Linked DNA regions of Homo sapiens: all the other regions are linked to region 3. The links are chromatin contacts, found by Hi-C or POLR2A ChIA-PET in ENCODE. All regions are on one chromosome and are shown on one strand. The core of a region is the stretch at or near the end of the contact, and the rest is flanking DNA. Distances in the headings are between cores, read along the strand shown.

Evidence for each region. Hi-C counts contacts between places; a loop is a spot of excess contacts on that map. ChIA-PET counts read pairs that join two places held with the same protein, here RNA polymerase II (POLR2A). Pooled maps may share reads with other maps.
Region 1: a map of CD8-positive, alpha-beta T cell shows a loop between it and region 3 (16-fold over the local background). The contact joins the promoter of TRNAU1AP here to the promoter of EYA3 in region 3. A Hi-C loop is called at or near these places in 3 of 168 maps with a recorded cell type or tissue (CD4-positive, alpha-beta T cell, CD8-positive, alpha-beta T cell and naive thymus-derived CD4-positive, alpha-beta T cell), 2 of 37 single-sample maps with no recorded cell type and 15 of 50 pooled maps. POLR2A ChIA-PET finds 5 or more read pairs at or near these places in 3 of 52 experiments (A673, T-cell and activated CD4-positive, alpha-beta T cell).
Region 2: a map of natural killer cell shows a loop between it and region 3 (7-fold over the local background). The contact joins the promoter of SNHG3 here to the promoter of EYA3 in region 3. A Hi-C loop is called at or near these places in 4 of 168 maps with a recorded cell type or tissue (OCI-LY7, naive thymus-derived CD4-positive, alpha-beta T cell and natural killer cell), 6 of 37 single-sample maps with no recorded cell type and 13 of 50 pooled maps. POLR2A ChIA-PET finds 5 or more read pairs at or near these places in 10 of 52 experiments (BJ, H1, K562 and 7 more).
Region 4: a loop to region 3 is called in a map of naive thymus-derived CD4-positive, alpha-beta T cell, with 19 times the contacts of the local background. The contact joins the promoter of IFI6 here to the promoter of EYA3 in region 3. A Hi-C loop is called at or near these places in 1 of 168 maps with a recorded cell type or tissue (naive thymus-derived CD4-positive, alpha-beta T cell) and 7 of 50 pooled maps. POLR2A ChIA-PET finds 5 or more read pairs at or near these places in 4 of 52 experiments (BJ, GM12878, activated naive CD4-positive, alpha-beta T cell and 1 more).

What each region holds. Positions count from the first base shown.
Region 1 is chr1:28,550,405-28,555,093 of GRCh38, reverse strand. It overlaps TRNAU1AP (tRNA selenocysteine 1 associated protein 1), which reads right to left and starts at 2,009. Exons shown (of 9, transcript NM_017846.5): 1 at 1,957-2,009; 2 at 1,357-1,454. The coding sequence starts at 1,983. RefSeq lists silencers at 703-997, 1,930-2,069 and enhancers at 2,220-2,279, 2,003-2,297.
Region 2 is chr1:28,504,124-28,508,673 of GRCh38, reverse strand. It overlaps SNHG3 (small nucleolar RNA host gene 3), which reads right to left and starts at 2,731. Exons shown (of 4, transcript NR_036473.1): 1 at 2,590-2,731; 2 at 2,347-2,454; 3 at 514-546. RCC1 (regulator of chromosome condensation 1) reads right to left here and starts at 2,631. Exons shown (of 13, transcript NM_001381865.2): 1 at 2,590-2,631; 2 at 514-546. It overlaps SNORA73A (small nucleolar RNA, H/ACA box 73A), which reads right to left and starts at 1,309; the gene lies at 1,103-1,309. It overlaps SNORA73B (small nucleolar RNA, H/ACA box 73B), which reads right to left and starts at 116; the gene lies at 1-116. RefSeq lists enhancers at 566-1,331, 1,523-1,817.
Region 3 is chr1:28,087,207-28,091,393 of GRCh38, reverse strand. It overlaps EYA3 (EYA transcriptional coactivator and phosphatase 3), which reads left to right and starts at 2,784. Exons shown (of 18, transcript NM_001990.4): 1 at 2,784-2,870. RefSeq lists enhancers at 2,845-2,914, 3,125-3,184.
Region 4 is chr1:27,670,658-27,675,115 of GRCh38, reverse strand. It overlaps IFI6 (interferon alpha inducible protein 6), which reads left to right and starts at 2,924. Exons shown (of 5, transcript NM_002038.4): 1 at 2,924-2,993. RefSeq lists an enhancer at 2,553-2,892.

The DNA.
Region 1 (4,689 bases), core at 760-3,259, 460 kb before region 3:
CACGCCTGGCTAATTTTTGGTAGAGACAGGGTTTCTCCATGTTGGTCAGGCTGGTCTCCAACTCCTGACCTCAGGTGATCCACCCTTCTCGCCTCCCGAAGTGCTGGGATTACAGGCATGAGGCACCGCACCCATCCTCCACAATTTTTTAAATGAATGGCATAAGAGTTAAGGGCCCTCATGAGCTTTCAGGATAGACTCGAATTCAAGTCCTGACTTGTTATTTATTATAACTCTTTTTTTTTTTTTTTGAGACAGAGTCTCAGCTGTCGCCCAGGCTGGAGTGGAGTGGAGCGATCTCGGCTCACTGCAAGCTCCGCCTCCTGGGTTCACGCCATTCTCCTGCCTCAGCCCCCCAAGTAGCTGAGACTACAAGTGCCCGCCACCATGCCCAGCTAATTTTTTTTGTATTTTTAGTAGAGATGGGGTTTCACCGTGTTAGCCAGGATGGTCTCAATCTCCTGACCTCGTGATCCGGCCTGCCTCGGCCTCCCAAAGTGCTAGGATTACAGGCGAGAGCCACTGCGCCCGGCTATTTATTGTAACTCTTCAAGTTATTAAGCCTCTTCATAATAGTATTTACCTACCTCAGAAGTTTCTGAGGTTTTAAGGAGATAATGGATGTAAACTGCTTATTACTCAGCAGATCGTAATCTGACTATACTTACTGAGCATATGCTATATGCCATACACTGTCCTAATGATGAATGTGAATTAACTCATTTAATCCTCACCATAACTCTAGGAGGTAGGTGCTGTTATTTCCATTTTTATACTCAAAGTGAATGAGACAGAGCAGTTAAGTAACTTACCCAAGGTCATAGAGTAGAAATAGCTTTCAAACCCAGTCTCGCTTGAGTCCTGCGTTTTTTGTTTTTTTGTTTTTTTTTTTTTTGAGACATTGTTTTGCTCTTGTTGTCCAAGCTGAAGTACAGTGGCACGATCTCAGCTCACTGCAACCTTCGCCTCCCGGGTTCAAGTGATTCTCATGCCTCAGCCTCCGGAGTAGCTGGGGTTACAGGTGCCTGCCACCACACCCGGCTAATTTTTGTATTTTTAGTAGAGACGGGGTTTCACCATGTTGGCCAGGCTGGTCTCAAACTCCTGACCTCAGGTGATCCACCCACCTCAGCCTCCCAAAGTGCTGGGATTACAGGTGTGAGTCACAACGCCTGGCAAGTCCTACCCTTAAGCTACATGCCATCCTTCCACTCATTGGGACCTCAAAATGTTAGCTGTTATAATTTTACAGTGACTATTACTAGGGGTAGTGAGAAGCCATGACTACGATGTTTACATTCTCGTACATGACAGCTGCAACGAGATGTATTAAGAGAGACCTGAGATGAGACTTACCCAGTGAGGCGGTTTCGGATAATTTTGACGCTCATTACGGTCTCCCCCATGGTGGCAAAGGCTCTGGAGATGAAGTTCTCATCCATGTAGGGTTCCAGCTGCGTAAAAACAAGAGCACAGCGGCTCAGGCCGGCGGCCGGGCTTCCCACTCCGGGTTCCAGAGCCCCTCCCGTTCAGCCCAGGGCTGGCTACGCGCCGCTGGGGGAGCGAGGGGCGAGGTTCGCCTCCACTGAGCGGCCTGAAACCCCAGCTCTTTTGGTTCAAGCTTGCCCCGCTTTAGGGAGCCTCCCCTTGGACCTAGAAACCCCACTCCTCCGGTCCCAGAACAGCGCGCCTCAGTCCTTGGATTGCTCCCATTCTATGTCCCCAAAGCACCACCTTTCCCTCCCACGAACCCAGGTGGGGCCCCAGGACCCCTAGCCTCACGGACTCAGCCTCTTCACTTAGATGCTGGAACCCGCTTCTGTGTCACCAAAAAGAACCCCCGTCACACGTCTCCCCTTTCTGGGATCCCAAGTCCCCTCCCACTCAGATCCTTCCTCTCTCGCGAAACCGAGATGCTTCCTTGTCTTCAGACCCCGGACGGCTGCCCTCACTCACGTCGCCCATCCACAGGCTGGCCGCCATACCCGCGCACCGGGGTGGGGCTTTGCGGGCGGGGCTCTGCGGGCGGGGCTCGAAGGCCCGCGCGGGCGCCAATCCTGGCTGCGGAGACCGCTACAGAGCATGCGCCTCCGACGGCTTCTGCGCAGGCTCCCGAGCGCAGCGGCCCGGGTCGGGCAGTGTGTTCAGCTCCGGGTTTTTCCTGCAACCCACTGGGCGCTAGGCTTCCGGATCGCGGTGGGCGGAGTTCAGGCTGGAATGGGGCGGGCCAGATACCACCTGGCCCAGGCGGCTGGGTTACTTGGGTTTATTTCTGACTTTATATATTTAGAAAACAAACAAAACTACACACACACACTCGTCTGACTTTATATAGAAAACAAAACCACACACACACAGACACATATAATTACAACATTAATATATGCTCGTTAGGGCTGGGCACGGTGGCTCACGCCTGTAATCCCAGCACTTGAGGAGGCCGAGGCGGGCGGATCACGAGGTGAAGAAATCGAGACCATCCTCGCCAACAGGGGGAAACCCCCTCTCTACTAAAAGTACGAAAATTAGCGGGCGTGGTGGCGAGCGCTGGTAGTCGCAGCTACTCGGGAGACTGAGGCAGGAGAATCGCTTAAACCCAGGGGGCAGAAGTTGCAGTGAGCCGAGATAGCGCCATTGCACCGCAGCCTGGTGACAGAGCAAGACTCCATATATATACATACACACACACACACACATACACATATATATACACATATATACACATATACACACATAATACACATATACACATATATACACACATACACATATATATACATATATACACACACACACACACATATATATGTATGCTCGTTACTTGGGTTAATTTCTGACTTTACATATTTAGAAAACAAACAAGGCCGGGCGCGGTGGCTCACGCCTGTAATCCCAACACTTTGGGAGGCCGAGGTGGGCAGATCACGAGGTCAGGAGATCGAGACCATCCTGGCCAACATGGTGAAACCCCGTCTCTACTAAAAATACAGAAATTAGCCGGGTATGATGGTGTGCACTTGTAGTCCCAGCTACTCAGGTGGCTGAGACAGGATAATCACTTGAACCCGGGAGGCAGAGGCTGCAGTGAGCCGAGATCGCGCCACTGCACTCCAGCCTGGGCGACAGAGTGAGACTCTGTCTCAAATTAAAAAAAAAACAAAAAACAAAAAACATACACACGTACACACACACACAAACACACACATAATTACAACATTAATATATGCTCGTTGTAAAAAACTGCAGATACAAGTGCATCCAAAAAAGTGAAAATATCCCTCCGGACAACCCGGTTCCACTACCTCCCTATTGTTACCAGGGGTTCTTAGGCTCTCAATCCAACAGAAATTAACATGAGGCCAAAAAAGTTTTCCCAGACAAGTCTTCATTGGAGCTTATGCCTGGGTATAAGGGAGGCAGCACAAGAGAGCGAGAATTCCCTGACTCTCCGAAAAGAGCTGGTTGAGATGTTTTATTGGGCAAAGCACGGAAAGTGATATCAAGTGTAGGGTTTACAGGCTGGGCAGGACAAAGCTCATGAGGGTGGGGTATGAAGGTCAGCATATCCTGTTGTAATGATTATCTTTTTTTTTTTTTTTGAGACGGAGTCTTCCTTTGTCGCCCAGGCTGGAGTGCAATGGCACAATCTCGGCTCAGAATAGCTAGAATCTAGCCTCCTGGGTTCTAGCTATTCTCCTGCTTCACCTCCTGAGTAGCTGGGATTACAGGCGCCCACCACCAGGCACAGCTAATTTTTGTATTTTCAGTAGAGACGGGGTTTCACCATGTTGGTCAGGCTGGTCTCGAACTCCTGACCTGAGGTGATCCACCCACCTCGGCCTCCCAAAGTGCTGGGATTACAGGCGTGAGCCACCCATCGCGCCCAGCCAATGATTATCTTTAGTACTGGGCTACCTGGTAGTTTGGCTGTCAGCAACAAGGCTGTAAATGAAGTTTTCAGCATTTCTTCCTGAGATGAGACATTCCACAACCTTGGTTGGATAATTTGGATCTCCTAAGGCCAGATCCTAGAATTATTTTTATTTTATTTATTTATTTATTTATTCAGTTGGTCAGTCATTCTGAGAGAGGGTCTCTCTCTGTCGCCCAGGCTGGAGCGCATTGGCACAATCTTGGCTTATTGCAGCCTCAAACTCCCGGACTCAAGTGATCCTCCTGCCTCAGCCTCCAGAGTAGCTGGCACTACAGGTGTGCACCCCCACAGCTGGCTAATTTTTTTTTTTTTGCAGAGAGGAGAGCTCACTATGTTGGCCAAGCTCATTTTGGACTCCTAGGCTCAAGCGATCCTCCTGCCTTGGCCTCCCAAAGTGCTGGGATTATAGGTGTGAGCCACAGCGCCCAGCCTCTTTTTTCTTTTCTTTCTTTTTTTTTTTTTTTTTTTTTTTTTGTTTGAGACGGATTACAGCCACCTGCCACCATGCCTGGCTAGTTTTTTTTTTTTTTTTTTTTTTTTTTTATTTTTAGAAGAGGCAGGGTTTCACTATGTTGGCCAGGCTGGTCTAGAACTCCTGACCTCATGATCCCCCCACTGTGGCCTCCCAAAGTGCTGGGATTACAGGCGTGAGCCACCACGCCTGGCTTCTTTTTTCTGCTTTCTTTTTTTTTTGTAGATCCTGGAATTCTTTAATTAAAGGGCATGGTTACACATTATAAGAGCACAAAAGAACA
Region 2 (4,550 bases), core at 1,482-3,981, 420 kb before region 3:
GCTTCATCTTCAACGTTGTGGAAAGGGACTGTACATCATGGGGCAGAGCCCTAAGCTCCCCTATGCCACTTGGACAGAGCCTGGGGAGAGTGACCTCCCAGGGTATCCACGTTGGAATGCTCATTAGTGAGGAATTGGAGTAACCGACAAATCCAATATTGCTAATCACCCACAGTATTTTCAAGGGCTAGTATCTTTCTCAGCTCAGGCTACACATGTAGATAAAGCCAATTAGGCTTCCTACAGTTCACTAGGGCAGCTTTTACTACTTTGCACTTTTAATGAGCTGACTAAAAAAAGCAATTTTTACAGAACAGAGCATATGTTGAAGTTATGTCAACATGCCTACAAAAATGCAGCAAAGTCGATATTTGGCTATTGCTCTGAGAATGATTAAATGCCTCAGAGGTAAATCCTGACCAACTAGAATAAAAGTCTCTTCAATCCTATTTCCATTACAGAAATCATTGACAAAGAGCTGATAAGCAAAAAACAATTAGCAGATTTACTCACCAAATAAGAGTTACTTGGAATCCTTAACAAATCCTGCAAAACAAGATATTAATCTATTAGTACAGCAAAACCCTAAACTTTTTCAACGAGGGGCCTCATGCTATCGCCTGGGGTTGGAGTACAGTGGCACTGGAGTATAGGTTTGAGTATAGGTCACTCCTGGGCTCCAGCGATTCTCCTTCCTCCAGCTACCTATCATCATGCCTGGCTACTTTTTAGCCAATTTTTCTTAAACATGTATTAAGACTTCAATCCAGCCAGGTGTGGTGGCTCACGCCTGTAATCCCAACATTTTGGGAGGCCAGAGGCTGGCGGATCACAAGGTCAGGAGTTTGAGACCAGCCTGACCAACATGGTGAAACCCTGTCTTTACTAAAAATACAAAAATTAGCCTGGCGTGGTGGCGGGGGCCTGTAATCCCAGCTACTCAGGAGGCCAAGGCAGGAGAATCACTTAGCATAATCACTTGAACCCGGGAGGCAGAGGCAATGGAGTGCGCCACTGCACTCCAGCCTGGGCAACAGAGCGACTCCATCTCCAAAAAAAAAAAAAAAAAAAAAGACTTCAATCCAGATTCAGTGCTCTAGAAGGCTGTTTCCTGCATGGTTTGTCTCCCCAGTAATTGTCGACAGGACTCTGGGAAGCTGTAGGAATATGCAGGCGCAGACACGAGGCCCAGCTTTATTTCCAACGTTGTGGAAAGGGACTTGTACATCATGGGGCAGAGCCCTATGCTCCCCTACGCCACTTGGACAGAGCCCGGGGAGAGTGACCTCCCGGGTGTATCCACGTTGGACAATCAGTGTAACGCATAAATTTACAGAATCCAATAGGAAACAATTTCATCCATTCATGTTACTACAGATCTTAAACAAGAAAGCAAACGAGTTTCCACCCTGTCCACAGTGGGGTGTTAAAAAAAAATCGGTTTCTAGACTGGTAACATGCATATTCAGCTATTCTAATTACTTTACAATAGGCGGTTAGTACTATGTGGAAGGTACCGCAGAAGCAAAGACAACAATTAGGCCCAGCTATCCTAAATTCAAATGAAACACGTGGACTTGTTAATTACCCCCAAATCGGCCAGGCACGATGGCTCACGCCTGTAATCCTAAAAATATAAAAATAAAAATGACCCAAATCACAAAAATACGAGAAAGCATAATTACGAAACGCAATGCTTCCAAATTATGAAAATCTTCGGCCTGGCGTGGCGGACCACAAGGTCAGGCGTTGGAGACCAGCCTGGCCAACATGGTGAAATCCCGTCTCTACTAAAAATACAAAAATAAGCCAGGCGCGGTGGTACACGCCTGTAGTCCCAGCTACTCGGGAGGCTGCGGCAGGAGAATTGCTTGAGCCCAGCAGGCGGAGGTTGCAGTGGTGCGATCAAATAAAAAGAAAAATTGAGAAAATTCTTAAAGGCAAATGAGGATCCAGAATAAAACTGTGTGCAATTATATTGAGAACGACAATGTGCCTACTATGAGGCAGTAAGATAAACAGTGGGGGTGGCGGTGCACCTTCAGAGGCTCGCTGGGTCGGGCGGCAGCCCTGCGGGTCCCGAGGTCTCCATGGCCCACTTCTGGCCCAGGCCCGTCTAACGCGTACTTTAGAGTTGGGACCGATGCCGCCTAAGACACCCATATATAGTTTTAAATTACATGATTTCCGGCCAGGCGCGGTGGCTCACGCCTGTAATCCCAGCACTTTGGAAGGCCGAGGGTGGTGGATCACCGGAAATCAGGAGTTCAAAACCAGCCTGACCAACATAGCGAAACCCCGTCTCCACTAAGAATACAAAAATTGGCCGGGCGTGGTGGCACGTGCCTGTAATCCCAGCTGCTGGAGAGGCTGAGGCACGAGAATCGCTTGAACCCGGCAGGCGGAGGTTGCAACGAGCACTGCAGTCCAGCCTGAGTGACAAACCGACTCCGTCTCAAAAAAAAAAAAAAAGTAAATAAATAAAATACTATATGATCTTCCTAGGGAAGCTCGGCTACTGATCTATAGCATTAGACCCACAACTCCGGTGGCAAGCATCTGATCACACTTACCAAGGATCACACTTACCAAGGAGAAGAAGCGACCACTGCGAATCTGTCTCCAAAAAGGAGAGAGAAAACGCGAAGCATCCTTTTTAAACCTTACGAAGTGCCCGGAAGTCCTGGAATGTCTATTGCGCGTGCGCAGAAGCATGCGCAGTTAGAGAATCAGAAACTCACTGAGGCTTCTGGGAATCTACTGCAGATTGAGCCCCACCCCTTCCTGGCTGGGAGGCCTCTCGCGGTAGTGGATCCTTCCCGCGGGACCTTGCTGGGGAATGTACGTTACAGAAATAGGTTTGTAGGTATGTAGCTGCAGAGGACGTTTACTTCTGTGCAATCACTGGACTCAGTCTGTAGGATATGCCCTTAGATAAACTGGCCAAAAAGTTTTTGGAAGAGTCGAACGCGGTGGCTCACGCCTGTGATTACAGCAGCTCTGAAGGCCGTGAGGGGCGGATCGCTTGAGGCCAGGAGTTCGAGACCGGCCTGGGCATCATGGCGAAACCCCGTCTCTACAAAAAATACAGAACATAAGCCAGGCATGGTGCCGCGCACCTCCAGTCCCAGCTACTCGGGAGGCTGAAGCATGAGAATCGTTTGAACCTGGGAGGCGGTGGTTGCAGTGAGCCGAGATCGCGCCGATGCACTCCATCCTGGTCGACAGAGCGAAACTCTCTCTCCAAATAAATAAGTAAAACGTTGGAATAATAAGAATGCAGAATGAAAAAAATACATATAGAGAAATACGGAGTATCAAAAGGAATTGAATCTGCTCTGTCACCTGTGAAAGAAATAATTTGATAAATGTGAAGGTAAATAAGATGAAAGTGCCCCTAGACGAATCAGATAAAAGTTTAAAAACTCCAGGCCTGGCCCGGATAAAAATAAATAAAAATAAAAAATAAAAAACTCCATTGCACAACAGTGTGAATGAATGTAATTAAAAGCACTGCCCTATACTCTTTCTTTTTTTTTCGAGATGGAGTTTTGCTCTGTCACCCAGGCTAGAGTGGAATGGCGCGGTCTCGGCTCACTGCAACCCCGGCCTCCCGGGTTCAAGCGATTCTCCTGCCTCGGCCTCCCCAGTAGCTGGGATTACAGGCGCCCGCCACCGTGCCTGGCTAATTTTTGTATTTTTAGCAAGACGGGGTTTCACCATCTTGGCCAGGCTGGTCTCGAACTCCTGACCTCAAGCAATCCACCCGCCTCGGCCTCCAAAGTGCTGAGATTACAGGCATGAGCCAGCGCACCTGGACTTTTTTTTTTTTTTTTTTTTTGAGACGGAGTCTCGCTCTGTCGCCCAGGCTGGAAGGAAGTGGTGTGATCTCGGCTCACTGCAACCTCCACCTCCCAGGTTCAACCAGTTCTCCTGCCTCAGCCTCCCGAGTAGCTGGGACTATAGGCATGCCACCATGCCCGGCTAATTTTTGTATTTTTAGTAGAGACCGGGTTTCACCATGTTGGCCAGGCTGCTCTCGAACTCCTCACCTCAAGTGATGCCCGCCTTGGCCTCCCAAAGTACTGGGATTACAGGCCTGAGCCACCACACCTGGCCCCCTATACATTTTAAACTAGTTAAAAATGGCAAGTTTTATGTATATTTTACCACACACAAAACCCTCTGAATATGAAGTAGGCAAGTAAAGAATGCTTACGATATATATACATAAGAAATGTTGCAAATATGATGGAATTTTTAGTGTGGTGTAAGGTGGAAAAACGTTGGCTAGAGAGACAGAGCTATCACAGCTGGGCTATCTTGAGTAGTAACGTTTATGGTGTTCCTCCTACATATTAGATTTTGTTCTGAATGCTTTATTACGTACATTATTTACTATCGCAGCAATTCTTTTTTTTTTTTTTTTTGAGATGGAGTCTTGCTCTGTTGCCCAGGCTGGAGTGCAGTGGCTCGATCTTGGCTCACTGCATTCTCTGCCTCCTGGGTTCAAGCAATTCTCCTGCCTCAGCCTCCCGAGTAGCTGGGAC
Region 3 (4,187 bases), core at 1,535-4,034:
CCTCTGGTGGAGGTGGTGGCTCAGTTTGCAGGGTTTCAGATCAGGAAAACCAAAGTAAATGAGCAATTTAGCCCTTCATTCAACAAACATTTACTGAGTGCCTACAGTGTGCCAGGCTCCATTCTGGTGCTGAAAAAACATCCGTGAACAAATCGGACAAACATCCATGGACTCATGGAACTTACATTCTGGCAGGGGGAGAGAGACACTAAGCCAAATTTACAAGCAACTTGTTGGATGGGAAAGTACAAAGAGGATGGTAGTGTTCCAATTTTTAATGTAGTGTCAGGGAAGATCTCATTGAGAAAGTGACATGTGAATAAAGATGTAAATGAGGTGAGCGGATGAATGATGCAGGTATCTGGGGGAAGAGCACTCCAGGCAGATGGATTAAAAAGCACAAAGGCCCTGGGCCTACCTGTAGTTTTGAGGAATGGCAGAGGCCAATGTGCTTTAAGGGGAAGGATGACAGAAGGAGTAGGAGTTGAGGTTAGAGCAGAGCTGTACTGGAGGTGTCAAATCTTGAGGGTCCTGTAGACCAATGTAAGGATTTTGGTTTTTACTCTGAAATAGGAATGCATTGGAGGAAGGATATGATCTAATTAGGGTTTTAACAGGAGCCCATTGCTACTATATTAATAGATTGTGGGGGCCGGGCGTGGAGGCTCACACCTGTAATCCCAGCACTTTGGGAGGCTGAGGCGGGTGGATCACTTGAGGCCAGGAGTTCAAGACCAGTCTGGCCAACATGGCAAAACCCCGTCTCTACTAAAAATATAACAATTAGCCGCGCGTGCTGGCGGGCCCCTGTAATCCCAGCTATTCAGGAGGCTGAGGCAGGAGAACCCAGGAGGCAGAGGTTGCACTGAGCCAAGATCAGGCCAGTACACTCCAGCCTGGGTGACAGAGGGAGGCTCTGTCTGAAAAAAAAAAAAAAAAAAAGATTGTGGGAAGGCAAGAGTATAAATAGGGCACTCACAGTCACTGACTGACTGGTTTATACCAACGGAGGCAGTAAATGGTCAGGTTCTGGACAGATTTTGAAGGCAAATCTTGCAGAACTTGCTGATGGAGTACATGTGGGATATGAGAGAGGAGTTAAGGATCTTAGTAAATGATGTTGCTTAGTACATTGTTGTCATCGGAAGAGGTGATCAAATATACAGTCAAAAAATGTAGAAAAAATAGTTTTTTTTCTGGATTTTGTTATTCGTGGTATTTGTGAGCTAATAAAAATGTTTGTAATTTTTCTCATTATAAAAGGTTCACTTTTATATCTAATATTGTATTTGTAATTTTGGATTTTTTTTTTTTTTAGACAGTCTCGCTCTGTTGCCCAGGCTGGAGTGCAGTGGCATAATCATAACTCACCGCAGCCTCTACCTCCTGGGCTCAGTTAGGTGCGTGCCACCACACCTGGCTAATTTTTCTGGGTTTTTTTTGTTGTTGTTTTGCTTTGTTTGTTTTGTAGAGACAGGGTCTAATTTTGTTGCCCAGGTGATCTCCAACTCCGGGGCTCAAGCAACCGGTCGACCTCGGCGTCCCAAAGTGCTAGGATTTCAGGCATGAGCCACTGTGCCTGGCCTTGATTATTTTAAAGAGGGCCCCCAAATTGAATAAACGTCAAGTCTCCACAAAGCCTGAATTCAACCTTGCTTCTAGCCCATACTTGGGTTGTAATTTAAAATTAACGAAACATTTAAGAATTTTGCTTCCGAAAACAGTGTGCACGAAGTGAATTGTAAGCCTAATATAATATTAAGAATAAACTAAATTTGGGGATAAAAAGATCACCTTGGGGCTCACGCCTGTAATCCCAGCACTTTGGGAGGCCAAGGGATCAACCGAGCTCCAGAGTTGGAGACCAGCCTGGGCAACATGGCGAAACCCCGTCTCTACCGAAAAATACAAAAATTAGCCGGGCGTGGTGGTGCGCGCCGGTAGTCTTAGCTACTCGGGAGGCTGAGGTGGGAGGATCACTTGAACCCAGGAGGCGGGGGTTGCAGTGAGCCGAGATCGCGCCACTGCACTCCAGCCTGGGCGACAGAGCAAGACTCTGTCTCAAAAAAAGAAAAAAAAAAAGGGATGGGCGCGGTGGCTCACGCCTGTAATCTCAGCACTTTGGGAGGCCCAGGCGGGCGGATCACCTGAGGTCGGGAGTTCAAGACCAGCCTGACCAACATGGAGAAACCCCGTCTCTACTAAAACTACAAAATTAGCCGGGCGTGGTGGCACATGCCTGTAATCCCAGCTACTCGAAAGGCTGAGGCAGGAGGATCGCTTGAACCCGGGAGGCGGAGGTTGCAGTGAGCCGAGATCGCGCCATTGCACTCCAGCCTGGGCAACAAGAGCGAAACTCCGTCTCAAAAAAAAAAAAAAAAAAAGATCACCTTGGGCTAGCCTCCCAAATGTCTTCCAAAACTTCCCACTCATTCTCCTTCCCAGTTTTTCTAAATCTACCAAATGCACCCAACACTTCTTACGTTCCTTTTAGCCAGGTAGGGATTACGCGCATTTTTAAAGACCTCCTTAAAAGTGAAGGCTGTAGTACCGTCAGGACTGCCTAGCGCTCACCCAGAAGCTGCTTGTCTCCGAGGCACTAAGAGGGGCGTGGCCATGGGCGTGGCTCGCCGGGCCGGCGGAGTGGGCGGAGCCTAAAAGCTTCCCCGCCCGGTCAGACTCAACACATGCGCCCAGAGGTTTCTAGTGGAACGAGGTGTGGATTGTGAGGTGACTCTGGCCGCTTACTTCCGGTTCCTAGCGATGCGCATCCGGGTCACGCTAACGCCGCGGTTTCCTCCGCTCGATTGGTTCTACTGTGGGTCTGGACTGATCTCCATGTCCTGTTGTGGGGCTTTTACAGCCTTTGGGTGAGTCTCAGCTGCCAACAGGGTCTGAGCGCAGCCGGGCGAGCACAGCGTGAAGGGGGATGGGTCTAGAGTTCTGCCTCGGTCCTTGTGGGTGGGAGTCTCTTCGCCTGTCCCTTGTCACTGCAGTGCTTCACTCACCTCAGCCCTTTCCTTCACGCTGGCCTCGCCTTATTCACCTCAGCTTAGCCTTCTCGCGCTTCCGTGCCTCTGTCGCCTCGCTGTTTTTCCTCAGCCTCATCAGTCCTTTTCCAACCTCGGTTTCTTGCCTTACGCCTCAGCGCTTCTCTCAGCCACTGCCTCTCCTTTTTTCTCCTCCTCCCTTCTTTTAGAACCTCTTTTCCCCTACCCCTGATCTGGGATCTCAGCGTTCTTTCACCTAGCGAGACGGCCCAGCTTCTCATTGTGCTCACTCTTCACCACGAGAAACTGAGCCTCTCCCTAGGGTCCTAGTTCCTTGTCCCCCAACTTTCTTCAGCTTTGATCCTTCCTCCTGGGACCAGTAGGTGACAGTGCTTCTCCTGGGGTTCTTCTGCCTGTCCTTAGCTAGAGGAGAGCTTTGCCAAAGCCCCGAAATGGGAAGACTTCCCCAGCCTGGGGGAAGTTTTGCCTTAAGGCGCCGGGTTAGACTGAACTCTGGTAGCTTCCATAGTTAGGGTACAACAAAGGCGTTCCTAGTTCTTCGCTTTACCTCAGTTTTGGGGCTCTCTCAAGAGCAGCTAACAGGTGGCAGGCACACGGTACTGCTAGCAGTTGGGCTGGCGCGATCTTGTTAATTGACAAGTCATGAAGAAGTTCTGTCAGTTTTGTGTTCCCATGAGAATGGATGTGCACAGCTGAGGCAAAAACGCCAATATTTTGGGACGTTCAGCTCTGTTTTCGGCATGGACGCTTCTTACAGGACACTTGTGATGATAGAGGACAGAATTTGTGGAGAGATCATTAGCCCCAGATTTATGAATTTATTGTGTTGTTTCCGAAAAGTGGTCTGCTGAAGAGTTCACTATAGTAATTTCAAAGTAATCTTTAAACTTAGTATGCACATATGCATTTTTTCATTTTTACTGTATTAAGTTTTCTATTTGTCTTCCTCTTCCTTCATTAGCCAGACTTTACTTAGAATTACATTACTTAGAAGTACATTACTTAGAATATTCTTCTAACTTTTGTATTTTTTTTTCCTTACCATTTCCACCTTTGTAGTAAAACTATCATTTTCTCATTTTGAGATTTAGGGCACCTTTCTTAAATTTCCCTAGAGGTTTAAAGTCATTTATAACATGAAGGAATTGCATTTAATAATGGTTAGTGCTCCCTTTC
Region 4 (4,458 bases), core at 1,675-4,174, 420 kb after region 3:
CTTTGGGAGGCCGAGGTGGGGGGATCGCGAGGTCAAGAGATCGAGACTATCCTGGCTAACACAGTGAAACCCTGTCTCTACTAAAAATACAAAAAATTAGCCAGGCGTGGGGACGGGCGGCTGTAGTCCCCGCTACTCGGGAGGCTGAGGCAGGAGAATGGCGTGAACCCGGGAGGTGGAGCTTGCAGTGAGCCAAGATCGCGCCACTGCACTCCAGCCTGGGCGACAGACCGAGACTCTGTCTCAAAAGAAAAGAAAAGAAAAGAAAAGAAAAAGCACATTAGGTCATTTTGGTTTTTTTCTTTCCTCTTAACTGTGTAGCAGGTTCAGGCCACAAAACAAGCTATGCTGCCACTTCTGATTATATGATCCTACAATGTTGCTGGATGTATCTGTGTGAAGGTGGATAACAATTCTGTAGGGAGGGAGAAAAAAGATTCTGTAGAAAGTTTCTGAAAGCCCACATAGGAGAATTACGGTTAGGATTCTTAGGATTCTGCAGTAAGGCTATGCTTACTGTGGTCCCTTTGGGAAAAGAGGCCCTGATGTGTCACTGGGCCCCAGTAGTGACTACACATCTCACCACTGGGTGCCAGGTAGCTATATATCTTAAGTTGGGTATTATCAGAAAGGTAGAGCAGCAGTTCCATATGTGATGGAAGCTGGGCGCATTGGCTCATGCCTGTAATCCCAGCACTTTAAGACCTCGAGGCAGAAGGATCACTTGGAGCCAGGAGTTGGAGACTAGCATGGGCAATGTAGTGAGACCTCCATCTCTAAAAGAAATATAAAAATTAGCTGGGTGTGGTGGCACATGCCTATAGTCCCAGATACTTGGGAGGGTGAGTTGGGAGGATTTCTTGAGCCTAGGAAGTCAAGGCTGCGGTAAGCTATGATTGTACCACTGCACTCCAGCCCCGGCAACAGAGTGAGACCCTGTCTCTAACAAACCAACCAACCAACCGACAAAACAACAAAGAGGCCAGGCACAGCAGCTCACACCTGTAATCTCAGCACTTTGGGAGGTAGAGGTGGGTGGATCACCTGAGGTCAGGAGTTCAAGACCAGCCTGGCCAACATGGCAAAACCCCATCTCTACTAAAAATACAAAAAACATTAGCCGGGCATGGTGGCGCGCACCTGTAATCCCAGCTACTTGGGAGGCTGAGGCAGGAGAATCGCTTGAACCCAGGAGGCAGAGGTTGCAGTAAACCAAGATCACACCACTGCACTCCAGCCTGGGGAACAGTGCAAGACTGTCTCAAAAACAAAAACAAAAACAACAAAAAACAAAGAACAAAACAAAACAAAAAATATATGATGGAAATGGTATATTCAAGGCTGAGCAAAGGGGTCTAAAAGGCTTGAGTAAATTAAATAAACAGGGAGCTCAGAGTCCTGTGGCGCCCAACTCTGTTTCTCTGGGTTTTCTCTTTGACCCATATATATGGCCTCATGGAGTGTTCCCAGCAACCAACAGATAATGGAGGAAAGGAGTCAAACTCAATTCACAGATAAGTCAGTATAATATTTTGGTATCAGCTGGAAACGGACCACTCTATTACAGCCCCATTTGGGGGTGGCACTGAATAATAGTGAATCCTCCCAGGGGGCAGAACTAGGAGCAGTATACCGTGTTGTTCCCTCTGTATGCAGAGAGAGAGAGAGAGAGATGGACTGAAGTACAGACATACACCAATTCCTAATAAGAGGCAAATGGCTTGGCTGGTTGGTCAAAGGCATGGATGGAACAAGATTGGAAGATTGGGAATAAGCAGGTGTGGGTTAGGGGCATAAGAATGAACTCTGAATGGGCATAAAGCACCTGGATCTCTATGTCTCATGTTAATGCTGACCAGAGATCATCTGCTGCAGAGGAGGCTCTACAGCCCAATGGCCAGGATGTCCCATCCTGTGGATGTCAGCCAGCCTCTAAACTTAGCCTCACTATTGCCTTGCAATAGACCTATGAGTGTCCAAGGTGGTAAGGATGGGGGTTAGAAATGAGTCCAACAACTTGGGCTCCCTCTCACCAAAACTGATCTGGCAATTGCCAAAATATAGCCAATCTGCCAGCAGCAGGTAGCAATATGGCAAAATTTCTCAATGAGAATAGCCAGCCATCTGGTGGCAGGTCAATTATTTCAGACCCCTTCCACTTGGGAGAAGGCAATGATTCATCCTTACTGGAATTTCTATGTTCTCCAAATAGAGGTTGCATTTCTGACCCATAGCACTTCAAGCATCACCATCCAAAGGCTTTAAAGAATGCTCAGTTCATTACCTAGGGCCAGGGGACCCATCTTGAAACTCAAGATCTATCATGATGGCCACATGAACACAGGCTTCACTGGTCTTACCATATGCCCATGACCCAGAAGCAGCCAGCCTGAGAGAACAATGGAACAAAGTGACTTAATTTCCAAAGTTCTGGGGGTTTATAAACAGCATATGGTATGTCACATGACTACTGTGGGATTGGAAAAAGATCATGTAAATAGAGCACTTTGCACAGACCCTGGCATGCAGCAAGTGCTCAATAAATGATAGGTGTTGTTTACTAATTGGACTGAATGGTGAAAGGCCTGTGTGCCCCAGGGGGAGCTGGTGATCAGGCTTCACTAAGCCCAGTATGGCCGTGGCTCTCATCATAGTGTGACATGCTTTGAATACCCTTAGCGGCTCCAAAAGTCCTCAGCTTGAAGTGCATTTTTCTGCCAGCAGGCAGCACACAAATGTTCCCGCTGGGCGGAGCTGGGAGAGAGGGGAAAATGAAACTCTGCAGAGTGCAGGAGCTGGGAGAGAGGGGAAAATGAAACTGCAGAGTGCAGAAATAGAAACTCCGACAGGGATTGGCTGCCTAGGGTGAGACGTGGGAGGATCCACAAGTGATGATAAAAAGCCAGCCTTCAGCCGGAGAACCGTTTACTCGCTGCTGTGCCCATCTATCAGCAGGCTCCGGGCTGAAGATTGCTTCTCTTCTCTCCTCCAAGGTAAACTCAGGAGCTATGAAGTGTGGGCATCAAGCTGCCACCCTCTGCCAGGCTGCCTGTCTGCCTGTAAATCTCATGTTCTGAGAGCCAGGAGGCCCCTTCTCCTGGGAGGCAGCACTCCTGGGTCCCTTTTAGTGCTCTGGGCTGGGACTTGTCTAAGAGGATGGGTTGGAGATTTTTAGGGAGATGGGATGCAAAACCCCAAGTGGCATGAGACCCAGCTTACAGGTGCAATATCAGCGATCTGTGGCCTTAACACTGTCACCTCTTGGAGCCTTAATTACTTCCTCTGTAAAAGGAAAGTTAAGTTGCCTTTGCTGCTCAAAGGACTGGATGATTTTAGAATCCCCTTTATTATAGGATCCAATGTGACAGTGAGTTCATCTTTAAGGATAGATGAAGCCATCTGGAGTGGTTGTTAAAAATGTGGGCTTGGTGGCCGGGCGTGGTGGTTCACGCCTGTAATCCCAGCACTTTGGGAGGCCGAGACCCACGGATCACGAGGTCAGGAGATCGAGACCATCCTGGCTAACACAGTGAAACCCTGTCTCTACTAAAAATACAAAAAAAATTAGCCGGGCTTGGTGGTGGGCGCCTGTAGTCTCAGCTACTCGGGAGGCTGAGGCAGGCAGGAGAATGGCATGAACCTGGGAGGTGGAGCTTGCAGTGAGATGAGATTGCGCCACTGCACTCCAGCCTGGGCGACAGAGAAAGACTCCATCTCAAAAAAAAAAAAAAAAAAATGTGGGCTTGGGTATTAGCCAATTGTGGGTTTAAACCCTGACTTTGCCATGACCTGGCTAGGCAGCCTTGGGAATATTACTTAACCTCTCTGAGCTTCAGTTTCCTTATCTATAACATGTGGTTGATAACAATGGTACCTACTTCGTGGTGTTGTTATAGGTACAAGTGGACTGCGTGCCATAAAGTGCTAAGTACTCAATACATGAGAGGAGTTTCTTGTTTTTCTTTTTAACTTAAGAAAATAGCATTGATCTGACAAAGATCATATTAGAGGTGAGTCTGAGGGCATATGCATTTTCCAGTTTTGTGGTATAAAGGAAAGAGCATAGGTTCATGAATTCTGACTGTCTTGAATGTGTACCCATGTTGCACAATTTGCTGTGTGACCTTTATCCCTTGTGATATTGTAAAATATATTTTTTCATCCCCCAGTTCCTGGCATACAACTCCTAAAATCCTTGGAATCTTCAAAGTGATAAATATCTTTTGAGTGATAACTGTCTAATAAGTTGACTGATGGCTGGCATTTCCTCTGGGGAGGGGAGAGGGGCTGAAGGTTAAGCTGATTACCAATGGGCAGTGATTTAATCAGTCATGCCTATGTAATGAAGCCTCCATAAAAACACAAAAGGACAGGGTTTGACAAGCTTCCAGATAGCCGAATACAAGGAGGTCTCCAGTGGGTGGTGCTTCTGGAGAGGAATGGAAACTCCATGCCCTT